Regions from separate parts of the Homo sapiens genome. Here region 2 is linked to region 1. Evidence: read pairs that join two places in POLR2A ChIA-PET (ENCODE). Cell type or tissue: PC-9. All regions are shown on one strand.

What was found. Peaks named below come from ENCODE experiments on the same cell type or tissue, not always from the same donor. Only the 100,000 strongest peaks of a DNase experiment are listed, where the experiment ranks them.
Region 2: POLR2A ChIA-PET joins it to region 1 with 12 read pairs; 3 of 35 experiments call an interaction of 5 or more read pairs at or near these places.

What each region holds. Positions count from the first base shown.
Region 1 is chr12:26,866,537-26,874,536 of GRCh38, forward strand. No RefSeq gene overlaps it. Among named protein-coding and RNA genes, the nearest start is that of ITPR2, 37 kb to the left of the region's middle. RefSeq lists an enhancer at 7,990-8,000. In PC-9, no CTCF peak of the experiment used is centred here; a DNase peak (open chromatin) is centred at 4,635; H3K4me3 peaks cover 1,160 bases; H3K27ac peaks cover 1,308 bases.
Region 2 is chr12:27,317,214-27,325,213 of GRCh38, forward strand. STK38L (serine/threonine kinase 38 like) reads left to right here. Exons shown (of 14, transcript NM_015000.4): 10 at 123-240; 11 at 683-806; 12 at 2,115-2,210; 13 at 4,930-5,021; 14 at 5,115-8,000. The coding sequence ends at 5,242. Among named protein-coding and RNA genes, the nearest start is that of BMAL2, 12 kb to the right of the region's middle. In PC-9, no CTCF peak of the experiment used is centred here; no DNase peak of the experiment used is centred here; H3K27ac peaks cover 990 bases.

The DNA of each region.
Region 1 (8,000 bases):
TAGAAACTGTTGTCTGCCTAACATTAAAGGTGTACTTTAGCTGGGTGTGGTGGCTGATATCTGTAATTCCAACACTTTGGTAGGCTGAGGTGGTAGGACTGCTTGAGCCCAGGAGTTTGAAACCAGCCTGGGCAACTTAGTGAGGCTCCTGTCTCTATATAAAAAAAAAAAAAAATTTTAATTAGCCAGGTGGGGTGGCACACGCCTATGGTCCCAGCTACTCAGGAGGCCGGAGTGGGAGGATTGTTTGAGCCTGGGAGGTTGAGGCTGCAGTGAGCTATGTTCATACCATTGCACTCCAGCTTGGGAAACTGAGCAAGACCCTGTCTCAAAAAGGAGGAAAAAAAGTGTACTTTAGTAAGCTTGCTAAGCATTAATTTCTAATTAAGATTTTATTTAGAAATAAAGTTTTATTACAATAAAACTTAATTAGAAATAAAATAATAAACCATAAAAGACTATCTTAAGACTTTACTTCTTTAATATAAGAAGAGCTTATTCCAATGGTTTTATTTATCTTGATTGAAGTTTGTATCTTTTTCACAAAAGAGTGTTTTTTAGTATCTCCTTTCCACACAATGCTTGTATTTTTTATCAGTTGGCTTGCCTCAATTGGATTCAACCCAGGAGGGTACCTTTTTTTTTTTTTTTGCAGAAGTTGCTCAAACTGAGTACTGACTCCTCTCACACGGAAACCACAAGTGTCAGTTTTTCTTAACTTGAAACAAAATTATTCTCCCCGTCTTACCAGCAGTTTTCCAACACTTGCTAGTTTGTGATCTTTCTGTTTCATAAACTTGACCATCTTAGTTATCAACTGACTGAACTGGCCAAGCCCTACCAATGTCACCTGTGTCTATCATGAGTAATTTCTGTTTAGGGCCTACTATTTACAGGGACCTTTTAAACAGATGAATAAAGCCTTTTTCTCTATCACTAGGATCTCTGTCACCGGTGGGAAAAATTTTAAGACACACATGTGTTTTGTTAACTTAAAAAAACATGTAATTTATAATTTAGAAAGGAGACTATTTCTTGTAAAGAATTACAGCCTGCTAATATCCGGAATCTACAAAGAACTTAAACAAATTTACAAGAAAAAAAAAAACAACCCCATCAAAAAGTGGGTGAAGGATGTGAACAGACACTTTTCAAAAGAAGATAATTTATGCAGCCAACAAACATATGAAAAAAAGCTCATCATCACTGGTCATTAGAGAAATGCAAATCAAAACCACAATGAGATACCATCTCATGCCAGTTAGAATGGCAATCATTAAAAGTCAGGAAACAACAGGTGCTGGAGAGGATGTGGAGAAATAGGAACGCTTTTACACTGTTGGTGGGAGTGTAAATTAGTTCAACTTGTGGAAGACAGTGTGGCAATTCCTCAAGGATCTAGAACCAGAAATACCATTTGACCCAGCAATTCCATTACTGGGTATATACCCACAGGATTACAAATCATTCTACTATAAAGACACATGCACACATATGTTCATTGCAGCACTGTTCACAATAGCAAAGACTTGGAACCAACCCAAATGCTCATCAATGATAGACTGGATAAAGAAAATGTGGCACATATACACCATGTAATACTATGCAGCCATAAAAAAGGATGAGTTCATGTCCTTTGCAGGGACATGAATGAAGCTGGAAACCATCATTCTCAGCAAACAAACACAAGAACAGAAAACCAAACACTGTATGTTCTCACTCATAAGTGGGAGCTGAACAATGAGAACACATGGACACAGGGAGGGGAACATCACACACTGGGGCCTGTTGGGGTGTAGGGGACTAGGGGAGGGATAGCATTAGGAGAAATACCTAATGTAGATGACGGGTTGATGGGTACAGCAAACCACCATGGCACATGTATACCTATGTAACAAACCTGCACGTTCCACACATGTACCCCAGAACTTAAAGTATAATTTAAAAAAGAAAAGAAAAGAAAAGAAAGAATTACAGCCTGCAAGGTGGCTGGCCATCCCACAGGCTGGGAAATGTGCCTTAGGCCAAGACCAGAGACAGGCGCTTCAAAGAAGGAGGGGTTGGAGTAGAAGCTTTATGCTGAACCATTGACTAAACACACATATTCAACAGGTCACACGAGGAGCTATGAATATTCATGAAGTTGGTCCTGAGGCATGCCTATTGAACAAACACACATATAACATTCAACTCATGTTTACTTTGGGTGGAGACTTAACATTTAAATGTATATAATCAGGTTCTATATGTCAAAAGGTTATTTCAGGACATGAAGGCATTCAAGTGCACGGTCCCTGTAAACCAACCAGGACCAAGTTCATGGTCAGTGGTCTTCTTATCAGGAGATCACTGACTGAAATCAATCTCTTGTCCAGTCAGAGCTGCAGTGATGGCTGGTGGAACAGTGACCAGGGGTTAGTTAGTCAGCATCTGGTGGAGCTACTGATAGTTTTAATAATGCTTATCTGGAGGCTAGTGCTTGTATAGCTGCTAGAGAAAAAGAAAAAAGCTCTGTGGCAGTTAGAACATAGTCTGTTCTTTAAATGTAGTGGTGTCTGACTTCACCTTTGCCTGGCATGGCCTAAGGTCTTGTTTATAATTTAATATCTTCTTGCCACAGTCTGTTCTGTCAGTCTTACGATCTCTATTTTAACATTAATGCTGGTCAGTTGTTTTGTTTAACCTCCAAAAAAGAGGGGACATAACAAGGCGTGTCTGACCGCCTGTCCCATCATGGCTGGCAACTTTGTTGGTTTGTTTGTTTGTTTGTTGAGAGGGGGTCTGGCTCTGTTGCCCAGTGGAGTGAGTGGCATGATTTCAGCTCACTACAACCTCTGTCTCCCAGGCTCAGGCTATCCTCCCACCTCAGCCTCTCGAGTAGCTAGGACCATAGGCATGTGCTAACACGCCCAACTAATTTTTGTGTTTTTTGTAGAGACGGGGTCTCACTTTGTTGCCTAGGCTGGTGTCGAACTCCTGAGCTCAAGCAATTCGCCTGCCACAGCCTCCTAAAGTGCTGGGATTATAGATGTGAGCCACTGAGCCTGGCCTGGCAACTCAGTTTTTAAGGTTTTTCTGGGGTCCCCTTGGCCAAAACAGTTCCACTCGGTGGGGGACTTATGATATTATTTTTAATTTACAACTTACATAGATTGGACTACATTCATCCCAGTAGTTCTACCTAATAGTGACACCAAAAGTCTGATCCTAGAGTCAGACTAGAATCAATTCGATGGGAATAATACGACTGGGGCACCTTCCAAAGTAGTTTCTCAGGTCTTTTGGCACCAGTATCTCTCTGAAAACTGTAAGACACTACGTAAGTGTGAAAGAAAATGCTAGAGCCAGTGTGGTGGAGTGGTTAAGAGCAGATTTATCAGCCTCAGTTCAGATCCTGGTTCTGCCACTTCCCAGCTCCTTGAATGTGGGCCCATGGCTCAGCCTCTCTGTGCCTCACTTCCTTCATGGGCTGATTATTCTCGGTGTGCCTTTAGGCCCTGTACTGAGCCCTCTGGGGACTGACACATCAAGCCTGTATCACCTGGACTGACCCCTTGACCTCAGGCTTTTGGTTGTTTCAGCCAATGGGAAACGGGAAGGAAACAGGAAAGAGAGAGCAGTCAGCGTTTCCCTCACTCCTCACCTGCCCACACACCACTGGGGCTCTGGCCACATCCCTCTAGACACAGACAGCTCCGCAGAGCTGCCCTTCCTACAGCAGCTCCTCATCAGGCTCCGGTTACACGAGGTCCTTGGCTTGCCCCTTCTGCCCAGGGCTGGGAACAGCTGCCCACTGCTGCTGGTTTCCTGGATGCCTCCCCATCCCTCATGGATTCACTTAAATCTACCTACTCATCTGTAAATAGTCCCTTCCTTAAATTCTCTTCAGAATTCCACCTGTGTGACCCCTGTCTCTTGCCTTGACAAACACACTGCCTGGAGCTGTACTGAGGATTAAATAAACTAATATGTATTATAAAGCACTCAGAACAGCACAGCACACAGATTCAATGCTATCTGCAGATGAGCTGTTGTTATCAGTAAGGTTGCCCTGCCTGCCTTTCCTATCAGTACTGGAAGACACACCTCTGAGATTGCCAAAAATAGATAAAGGCCCTATTTCTAGAGAGCCTCGGATGTCCGGAGAGCCTCTACCAGCCTCCCTACCTAAGGGTATCAGCACAGGCTTGGACAGGAAAGCTAGAGTGAAACTGGCTTCGATATAAATGGGAAAAGCCACCCCAGGCTGGGGCAAGGGAGGGGCAAAAGCAGGGCTCTCAACAAGCCCACAGCTGAAGGACTCAGTTCCTCTGGCAAGACTTGGGCTCCAGGAATTGAAAGGTGAGCAGTCTTTGGTTGATAGGATCTTTAGAGGGTATGGCAACGTGCAGAGGAGGATAAAATGTCCCAGACACACTTCCTTTACTTCACAACTTGGCCCAGGGCCAGCCTGGCTATTTCCCACGTTCTAAAGCCCAGGTGGACCTAAGTGTTTGGAACTAAAATGATCTTATCTAAAAAAGAGCCAGCTGGCAGAATTCACACACACATATTTAATTCTGATGAAAGCTGTTTCAGGCAGGAACCAAGACCATTCTTTATCAACAGGACCGAGGGCATATGCAGAGGATCAAGAGGATGTAGTGGTTGAAAGTAAAGGCTCTCTGGGTAGACTGCCAAGATTCAAAATCGGCTCCACTACTTTCTAGCTGTGCAGCTTTCGCAAGTCACTCAGACTCTCTAAGCCTCACATTTTTAGCCTGTAAAAATGGGCTGGGCGTAGTGACTCACACCTGTAATCCCAGCAGTTTGGGAGGCTGAGGTGGGAGGAATGCTTGAGCCCCGGAGTGCAAGATCAGCCTGGGCAACATGGCGAGACCCCATCTCTACAAAACTAAAAAATTAGCTGGGCATGGTGGGTTCCAGCTACTCGGGAGGCTAAGGTGGGAGAATCACTTGAGCCCAGGAGGTCAAGGTTGCAGTGAGCCATGATTGTGCCACTGCACTCCAGCCTGGGTGACAGAGCAAGACTGTGTCTCAAAAAAAAAAAAAAAAATGTTAGTAACAGACACTACCATTATAGTGATTACGAGAACTAAATAAGGAAATTTAGGTGCAGTGTTTCACACAGCACCTGACACATAGTTAAGTATTAAAAAATGGTTGCTCTCATAAAAGTCATCATTATGATGATCATTATTACTATTACCAGTTCTTAACAGTCAACTAGTAAAAATCTTGCTGGCACAATTTAATGAAAGGGGAACAAGTCTCATAAGTATATTAAATGAAATGGGATTATACTGTGAATATGTATATATATATGTGTATATATATACACATATATATATAAACAACTTATACTTTTTTTCCTTTCTTACAAAATCCAGACCTGGGAAAAATCGCACTCATTATCTAAACCGTGAGGCACCTCTGCTCCTTAGCACAGTAGCATATTGGTTACAAAGTCAAGGTCTGGAATCAGACCAATCTGAGTTCAAATCCCAGCTCTGCTACTGAAGAGCTCATTGACCCGTGAGCAACTTTATCTCATTAAGCTTCAGTTTCCTTATCTGTAAAATGAAGAAATAATAGTTCCTACCTCACAGGATAGTTATGAATATTAAGTGCGATGATGCATGAAATCTCTTCTTAGCAAGTGTTGGCTCTCATTATTAGCCTACTTCCAACAGAAGGCAGTTGTGAGAGTTTCAATGTTAAATAAAATAGAAAGCACCCCTAAGAATATGTGGGAGCTGTCATACTGAAAAATGCTGCCATGCTGGGGGGACAGTTGACTGGAAAGGAGCATAAGGAAATGTCTGGGGTAATGAAAATGTTAAATTTTTGTTTTGGATAGCAGTTACATGGCTGTGTGGAATTGTCAAAACTCACTAAATTGAACACTTAAGACCTGTGCACTTTATTGTGTGAAAATTGTACCTCAATTTTAAAAAGAAAAATAGCAGTTATGAATTCCACTCTAGATCTAAGATTTTATCTCCTCCAATGCTGTATGTGAAGCCTAGAAAACATCACTGATAATGTTCACTTAAAGAGATGCGGAGGCAGGTGCTGTGCATGCTTAAAGGCTGTCATTAAAGATAATGTTTCTACTCAAAACTCATTCATTAGGAACCACTAAGGGCCATGGGGAGGTCTTAGTCATAAGCATTTGTTTCATCAGCTCTATAGGAATAGTGAACCCAAGGCTTACCTTTATGGATTTTACTTAGGGTGTACATTTGTAACGGATGAGATAAGTGGGTAGGATGGAGCCACACCCACCCAACCACCTATTATACATATTACACAAGGTTCATTAACAGTGGCTGTGGTCTTGCTATGGAGAAGTAGGGTGTGCATATCTGATGAGAAAAGATAAACATGTGAATGGATGAAAGAGCAAAAGGACAAACAAGCATTTGCTAAATGGCTATCATGCATCTCCTTGATGATTTAATTGAATTTAATTCTCACAAAAATCTTGTGAAGTCAGGGTTATTATCACCACTTAACAAATGAGAAAGCCGGTACTTAGAAGGAGAAGCAAGGAGCCTCAGGTTCTACAGCCAAGTCACAGTAGAGAGAGAGGGACCTCCATATAATCTAGCGCATATCCTAAATAATTTCTATTTGTTACAAATAATATTTTTTCTTAAGATCTCCCATGTGTTATATTACAGCTTCTATATGCCATTTAGCACATATCAAAAGGTTTCGTCTTTGTTCCAAATGCCATCCCAGCCACTTCTCTTAGGGAATTAATCAATAATTATGGGGTAGGACATACTTTTGAAGCATTAGTCACTGTTTTCCTGTAATATTTTCTCTGATCTCGTTCTTACCATCTTTCAAGTCTCTCAGATAGACTATTCTGAGTTCCACTACCCCCAGGCAGTGTAAGTTAACAGAAAGTAGAGAAACAAATGAGATTCTTTTGACTTTTGAGTCTCCAAAACTCAAGTCCCCATGGGGAATGGGAAAGATACAGGCGTACGTAAGATTTAGAAGCCTATTTGTTAAGCGAGAGAAAGAAATCTCATGCAAGATTACACAGAGATTTCCCAGCTGTGGGGGAAGGAAGGGGTTAGAAGTCAGGAGCACAGGGATGTGAAGGTGACCACTGAGAAGGGCCCTTCCCTTCCTCCCTCACCCATTCAAGTGTCAGATGAGAAGGGGGGATTACTCAAGCTTCAGACAGGTCTGTGGATTCCCAGATCAAAGAGATAAAGCAAGAATATCCCGGAAGAGAAATGATTTTGAGGTGCATCCAGAGATTAATATTGAGGGGGTGGGCCCCGTGGGAGCTGGAGTGTTGGGGGATTTTTTTGTGACTCTAGTGTTGGCCGTCACAGTGAATGCCCTAGACCGGAAAATGACCAGAGACCAGACTCAAACCCTATACCCCCATGTGCCACTTTTTGTCACTGGGACAAAAATTCTGCATCCTCCAGAAGTTAGGTGCAACCTGGGAAGGGTGGGGGACCTCCCCAAATTGACAGAGGTGCATTTCTGCTACATTGAAGGGATGGAGGCTCAAACAAAAATTAGATTGCGTTATAGGAAAATAAACATAGATTTTTTATACAGTTACATATGTGACCTGGTGTTCATATCACTACAGTTGTACCTGCAGTAGACAGTCCTACTTCAGATAGAATAGTCCAAGGAAGGAACAGTATGTGAGGCTTACAAATGGAAATCCAGAGGAAAAAAGAAACTCATTACGGACAATATGTCCCTTTCGGTTTGTCCCCTGCTTTTAAAGCCATCATATTCACTGAGGTCATCCTATTTGGAGAACCCCAAATTTACCTTTGATTGAAAATGCCTGCACCTTATTCCTGGTGAGTTAATGGGACTTCCCTGCTTATACTCTTCAGAGTCTCTGATCATAAACTTTCACCCTGGGATTTGTTTAGTTTGAAGCAGAAGTTTTTTCGATGAGCGTCATTTATTGGTTGAATCCTTTGCAAGAGTCCTCCTGTCCAACACAA
Region 2 (8,000 bases), 450 kb after region 1:
CAAAATAAATACAAGTGAAAATTTAACTCCTCTATATATTGCTTTTTCCAGTAGTAAGCCATCCTCAGATAGATATTTTTTAAATGTTAAGAATGCTGGTTTGACGAGTTGCTCCTTTGTAGGCATATTCCACAGTTGGGACACCAGATTACATTGCTCCAGAAGTATTCATGCAGACTGGTTACAACAAATTGTGTGACTGGTGGTCTTTGGGAGTGATTATGTATGAAATGCTAATAGGTATGTTTTATCATTCATTTATGTACAAAATATATACATTTCCTTGAGTGCCATTGTTTGAACATATTACAGATATCATTGACTAAAATATTTGAAGTCTTTTAAGCTTAATTCTGATGTTCCCCCAATGTTAAATACATACTGATCAATACCAGTGAGCTCCCCACGGATCCTGTTTCAGGAAGGTGGGTATTTAACCCAAACTCCCACGTATAAAAGTGGTTATCTACATAGCTTTTCAGGTAAAAGGGGAGGCAGTGCTTTCAATCCTTTATTTTATTGACTTTATTAGCAACGTGATTGTAAATTGATGAATGGTGGCATTTTTGACTGTTAAATAGAGCACTCAGGGTTGTTTGGTTTCTTGTCGCACATGTTTGGTGGGTATAAACTTCACTGCTCACAAAGCTGATGAAACATTTTTGATTTATTTGATACATAGGATATCCACCTTTCTGCTCTGAAACACCTCAAGAAACGTACAGAAAAGTGATGAACTGGAAAGAAACTCTGGTATTTCCTCCAGAGGTACCTATATCTGAGAAAGCCAAGGACTTAATTCTCAGGTTAGTGGTTAAATTCCTAGAGGAGTTCATAGTGTCTTAAAACTTCCTAAGAACCTAAAAGACTCATTTCACTTTTGTGGGGGAAGAGGGGATACCACTGATGTATACAGTCAAAGAGATCAATAAAGGTGTTTTTAAAAATGTAAACTCTTAAAAGGAAGTATGCAGAAAAAAACGTAGGAATTAAAAAGAGGGAGGAAGTCTTGTATTGCTTCTGTTACTGATATATATAAAAGCAAAAGGTCACTTCTGTTAGAATGCAATGACCTGATTCCATTAAAGAGAAAAAGGAAAATGTTAATAGCAGATTCCTGTCATGAAAAGTATATATGTAAAATCTTCTAAGCAAAAAATTCCATGTGTTCCTCAACTAATATGAAGTGTTTTGGTACTGCTGTGAATGGCTGGAAGGAATATAAATTGGGACAACTTGTGGGAATAGCCAGTTGGCAGCATATTATTTTTTTAAAATCCCTAAACTATGTATGACCTTTGACCCAGAAGTTCTACTTCTAGGGATTTCGCTTATGCAGATAATCAGATACGTATAAAGATTTAGGTACACTATGATTTTCATGGTATTTAATAGTGAAAATTGAAAACTATTTAAATGTTCAACAGTAGTGGACTGGCTCAATAGTAGACTGTCTATAATACCTCTATATGTAAATTTTAGAAAACAAATTTATTGGCTGGGCACAGCAGCTCATGCCTGGAATCCCAACACTCTGGGAGGCCGAGTTGGGCAGATCACAAGGTCAGGAAATCAAAACCATCCTGGCTAACATGGTGAAACCCCGTCTCTACTAAAAATACAAAAAATTAGCCGGGCGAGGTGGCGGGCGCCTGTAGTCCCAGCTACTTGGGAGGCTGAGGCAGGAGAATGACATGAACCCGGGAGGTGGAGCTTGCAGTGAGCTGAGATCACGCCACTGCACTCCAGCCTGTGTGACAGAGCGAGACTCCGTCTCACAAACAAACGAAAAAAAAATTTATTGAAAAATATTTAATGACTTTGGCAAATTTTCTCAGTATATCAAGTGAAAAAAAGCAGACCTAACATAGTAACTATGGTAGCAACACAGTATTTTTAATATTGTAAAAGATTAGCATATTTACAGTAGTTATCTCTAAACAGTGCGCTTACAGATGATTTTTATTTTCTTCCACATTTCCTACAATAAACATAGTTAACATCAATAAAAGAAAAACATTATATTTCTTTAAAAAAGAAATATTTGAAGTAATGCAGCTAGAATACTTTAGATGTAACTTGTGTATGATAATTTCTCTGTTTCCATGTTGTAGATTTTGTATTGATTCTGAAAACAGAATTGGAAATAGTGGAGTAGAAGAAATAAAAGGTCATCCCTTTTTTGAAGGTGTCGACTGGGAGCACATAAGGTATGTTCCTAGGCTTTGAATGGGAAAGGTCTGAGTAAAAACAAATTTCTAGAGTTGGCAATTAATTTACCTCTGATTCTGCTAGATTAAATACAAAAGTAACATATAATGTCATTAAGTGCAGTGTTTTCTGGATTATGTAAGTGAGTGGGACTATTGTGGCTACAGCTTGATGACTCATTTTAGGCTAACATCCACTTTCAGGGAAGAACATTGGGAAGCTGTTTAAATTCTTATATTCATATTCACAGTGAAGGCTGTTAGCACATGAAACATGTATTTACATTTCACACAGTGACCCCTCATTTTTGTCCTTGCTGTAATATACCACATACTGTCTCCTTAATTAATTTATAATAAGGTACAGTCCCTCTTTAAACGGTGGTTGGGCATTAAATAATACAAGTAACTTTTAAGAATTTGCTTACAGTTGTTAATTGTGAGCATTGGCTTTTTTCAGTTTATGGCCAAACTACCATTGGTAGTTCTGATCTGTTCTCCACACAGCAACAGTTTAGAAGCATAAATCTGGCCATGCCACTTTCCTGTGGCCTTTTGCACTTGGAATACAGTTAAGAAGCCTTCACTGCTTTCTTAGGACTGCAGGATATGGCGATTGCCTCATCTGCAGGAGTTGCGTCTTGGATGGCCTCTCCTACTCCTCTTCCCACCTCTAAGTTTTGCTATTTGCTATCCATCCTGACTGAAATGCCCTCTCCCTGCTGCCTCTACCCCTACCCTGCCTAGCTGGCTCCTTTGCATCTTCCAAGATAGCTTATGTGTCATTTCCTTGGTACAGCTCTTCACTGGTGAACCTGCTGTGTGCTAGGCACTCTGCCTATTATTATTACTTATTTTTTTGAGACAGGGTCTCACTCTGTCGCCCAGGCTGGAGTGCTGTGGCATGATCATGGCTCACCGCAGCCTCGACCTCCAGGCCTCAAATGATCCCCCCACCTCATCCCCGCAAGTAGCTGGAACTATAGGCATGTGCCACCACACCCAGCTAATTTTGTTGATTTTTTTTTTTTTTTTTTTTTTGTAGAGATGGGGTTTCACCATGTTGCCCAATTGCCCAGGCTGGTCTTGAACTCCTGAGCTCAAGCGATCCACCTGCCTCGGCCTCCCAAAGTGCTGGGATTACAGGCGCCTAGCCCACTCTGCCTGTTGTAATAATAGCTAATTTTTAAAAATCATTTATTGTGTCCAGCACTGTTTTAAGTACTTTACTTGCGTTTCTCATCTTATCCTCATATAAGCTCTATAAAATAGGAACTGTTATTATCCCTGTCTTACAAGTGAGGAAACTAAGGCACAGAGAAGTTAAGTAATGTGACTATAGTGCTGCAGCTAGTAATTTTTTTTTTTTTTTTTTTGAGATGGAGTCTCACTCTGTCGCCCAGGCTGGAGTGCAGTGGCGTGATCTCGGCTCACTGCAAGCTCCACCTCCCGGGTTCACGCCATTCTCCTGGTGGAGGCCTAACTCTTAACCACTATGCTGTATAATACTATACACACATAACTTAATTGAATAGAACTAGAATACCCTCCCTTTTACAGTGGGAAGGATGCTTAGAGACTGCCAGTTCTTTTGGTTTTATAATGAGGGAACAGTCATGGAGCAGGGATTTGGCTGCCTAAGGTCATACTGCTAGTTAATAACAAGGAAGGTTAGCTCTCAGGCCTCCAGGGTTCTTTCCTCTAAACTAGGTTTATTAAAGTAGTATACTAAGTATAAATGAGTTGGAATAATTCTGGTAAAAAATATATATGGTTTTAAATAATTTGGTAAACTTAGCACCTAATAAATCCAATAAATATTTGTTGAAAAAACAGAAGCAATAAAAACTGATAGCTTCTTTTAACCATTTGTATAGCTAAACTTTTTAGCATGATAAGAAGGCATTTTCATGACTGGTTTCTTTTTAACTGAGTATCTTTGATTCTCTTAAAATTTGTATGACAGAAGTTTTTGCATGCAGATTTCATCACAAATATATAGTCCCTTCACCTATGTGCCCCTTATTTTCCCAAATGACTTTTAATTTATGGATTGTCTACTAGTAGAATTCTATTCCTAAATCAATTAAGAAGGATCCTGTCCTCATAATATCTCAAATACTTTATACAATTATACAATCTTTTAAATAAAACCTCTTCTTTTACTTTTCATTAGCTCATTTTTCCACTTAAAAAAATAGGATGAGAAAGCCTTGGGTACAGAGATATAAAAATGGCAAGTAGGTGGAGATGCTTAATGGATACAAAAAAAATAGAATGAATAAGACCTATTACTTGATAGCACAAGAGGGTGACTATAGTCAATAATAATTGTACATTTTAAAATAACTTAGAATGTAATTGGATTGTAACTCAAAGGATAAATGCTTGAGGGAATGGACACCCCATTCTGCACGATGTGCTTATTACCCATTTCATGCCAGTATTAAAACCTCTCATGGACCCTATAAATATATATACCTACCACATAACCCCAAAAATTAAAAAAATATTTAAAATTCTAAGTAAATGAAAACATTTTAATAAAAAATTATACTCAACTATTTTGAACTCCCTTTAACTAATCTCAAATCCACAATAAATTTCCTTGGATTTTCTAGTATCTGTAGAATAGTATGCAGAATTTACAAGTAGAATTATTTGTTGGAAATTGAGAGTTCAAGAAAAGTTACCATGCATACTTAATACCTTTTTATAGGGAAAGGCCAGCAGCAATCCCTATAGAAATCAAAAGCATTGATGATACTTCAAATTTTGATGACTTCCCTGAATCTGATATTTTACAACCAGGTAAGACAATCTGTAATGTAACTAACCCTATTAAAAGTCTTTGAAGATGATGGCATTTCACTAATGAAATTCCTTTATTTTTTCTCTTTCTAGTGCCAAATACCACAGAACCGGACTACAAATCCAAAGACTGGGTTTTTCTCAATTATACCTATAAAAGGTTTGAAGGGTTGACTCAACGTGGCTCTATCCCCACCTACATGAAAGCTGGGAAGTTATGAATGAAGATAACATTCACCCATAACCAAGAGAACTCAGGTAGCTGCATCACCAGGCTTGCTTGGCGTAGATAACAATACACTGAAATACTCCTGAAGATGGTGGTGCTTATTGACTACAAGAGGAAATTCTACAGGATTAGGATTTCTAAGACTACTATAGGAATTGGTTGGCAGTGCCAGCTGGCTCTTTTTTTTAATATTTTATTATTTTTGTTAACTTTATTATATGAAGGTACTGGAATAAAAGGAACAGACATCCCTTTCTAACTGCACTGCCTACATGCGTATTAAGGTCCATTCTGCCTGTGTGTGCTGTGGCTTTGAACTGTAACACCTCTAATCAATTCAGGAGAAACACATATCATTTAAAGCAACATAGGCTAACCTGTAGGTAACACTGCAGTATTGATGTTTTACTGCAAATCTTATGGGTCTAGATAATCAGTAAAAGCCATCTTCCATAGTTGGTGTTAGAACATTGCCCTATTGGTTTGGACATCTGTAGAATATATATGAAGACAATTTCTGTAATGGTTTTAAGAGATTTAAAAAGAAATTCACTGGTTCTTTACAAAATAGAATTTATCATCAAGTTATTACACAAACTTCACAGTAAGGAGTGACAAGTTTATAATAAGGAAGACAAAGTTTAACACCTTCACTCAAGCACTCCACTAATATATTTACGTTGCATTCAGAAATACTGATGACCTTCATATACGTAGTCTGTATACTCATAGGGAGATGTACTGTATTATATAACATGTAAAGTTGATTTTCTTGTGACAAGAGAACTTCTTTTTTTAACAAGAGGACATGGCATTATTTTAATTTGATTATGGTGAGTTGAATTTAAGACATGACCATGAAGGCTGCTTGTAGAATTAGTGTATTTTTATTAAACTATTTTTTTAAATGTCAAACTTCTATCATGTAAATGGACTTATAGAGAACAAAAAGCTATTTACTTTGGTTTTCTAGAAAGTTGTTACATATCATGGCTGGTTAACTTTTATTTCTTTTGATGAAAATTTTTCCTTTGATAGTACTTGTATTATTGTGCCATTATTTTCTTATGCTCCAAATGTACCAAAGATCTTGAACAGAGTGGATGTTCACAACTGAGTAGAATTTTCCTTTCCTGTGGGCATGCTGTATTCAGACCTGACAGATCTTTGATAGAGGTCAGCTTATTAAAGGGCAATATTGTTCTTGTTTAGCTACATCACTGTGGTGAATATAGATGGAATTAAGGAAGTAAATGCAGGCCAGGGGGTTGTGATGAGAGGATAGGGGAGATAATATCAGCATCAAATTCTTTGGGTATCTCTCTAAGAATTAAATAATCTTTTCTAGCTTAATATTTTAATTCTAATTCAAACAACTCTGAGGTTTTGGTTTCATTAGTAATAGTTGAGGAATAATATACTAGCAAAGAATGGCCTAATGTTTGTCATAACTGTTAATGGATGAAATTTTTTAAAGATACAACCATGATAACCATTATAAATGATCTATGATCAAAATCTAAAGTGATGAATTATTTGTAGGAATGTCTTCCTAATGGGGAAGAATTGCATAGGAGCATTATGCAAATCTACACAAGCTTTTATAAATGTTGCTGCTGGGTAGCTCCACAGTGTTTCATAAGGCCATCCTGTTTCCCCCAACTCCCCCATTTTTGGTTTGTTTCTTTTTAAATATTTGTTGAGTACTTACGTGTTTATCTAACAGTTCACTTCCATTTTTCTAGTCTGGATTTTTTGAGTATTTAGGAAAGAGAGCTATTAAAAACTGGGGATTTCTCAATGTGACTAACTCTAATTTTTCTAATTATAACTGCCTTTAATTAACATAATATTAACTTTTGCTGAGGTTTATGAGATTTTCTCACCCCACATCGCTCCCCTTTTTTTAAAAAGGACTGTTTTGCTAGTGTGATAATGAATAGGTAAGATATGAGATAATTGCAACATTGTCTAGTTCTAGTATGGTAACTATTCTTGAAATGGTATTGAAAAATACCGTTAATTCAAATTGACAGAGATTGATAAAAAGAAACTGATTTACCTAAGTTTACTTTTTAATTGCATAATAGAGCATTTTTTGTTTTGAGTTCCCTCATTCTTATTACCAGAAAGAGCTTGCAAATAGTTTTACTTTCTTGGCACTGGAAGGGTAGTTCTGGAAAGCTACTTTGTTGAGAGTCTCATTCTTCCCTGGAGTTAATAGAGTGATTCACAATCTTTGGGGTTTTCTCCTCATCAAAAGCATTTCTTAAGTGCCTATCTAAAAGCAATTAAAGACTGTGTCTGCCCTTTAGAAGCTAAGAATTTGATTCATGATGCAAATTAACTAGATAATTTGCAAAGTACCCTTGAGATTGAATTTTCTCTATTATATATTTCCCATATTTCAGGTGAATAATTTAATTTAAATGACAAAACCCTATCTAGTCAACTGGGCATAATGACATTTTCTTTAAATTAGACTCTATTTTGAATTAAAAGAGTTTTATTATAAACCGTGTGTTTTTGGTTTTTCTAAGTATATAGAAAGCTTGTATAATTCAGATTTATCAATTTCCTGATTTAATGTAGACTTTGACTTTTTTATTAAAAACCTTTGTATTAAAGCAAGTTATGTTATTTTTCTTTTATGCATTTATTACTAACATAGCTTTAAATCTTTAAATGTATTGAAGCATTGTGCTGTCTGAAAATAAGGAATTGCTTATAAACCAGCCACTTCTGAATAC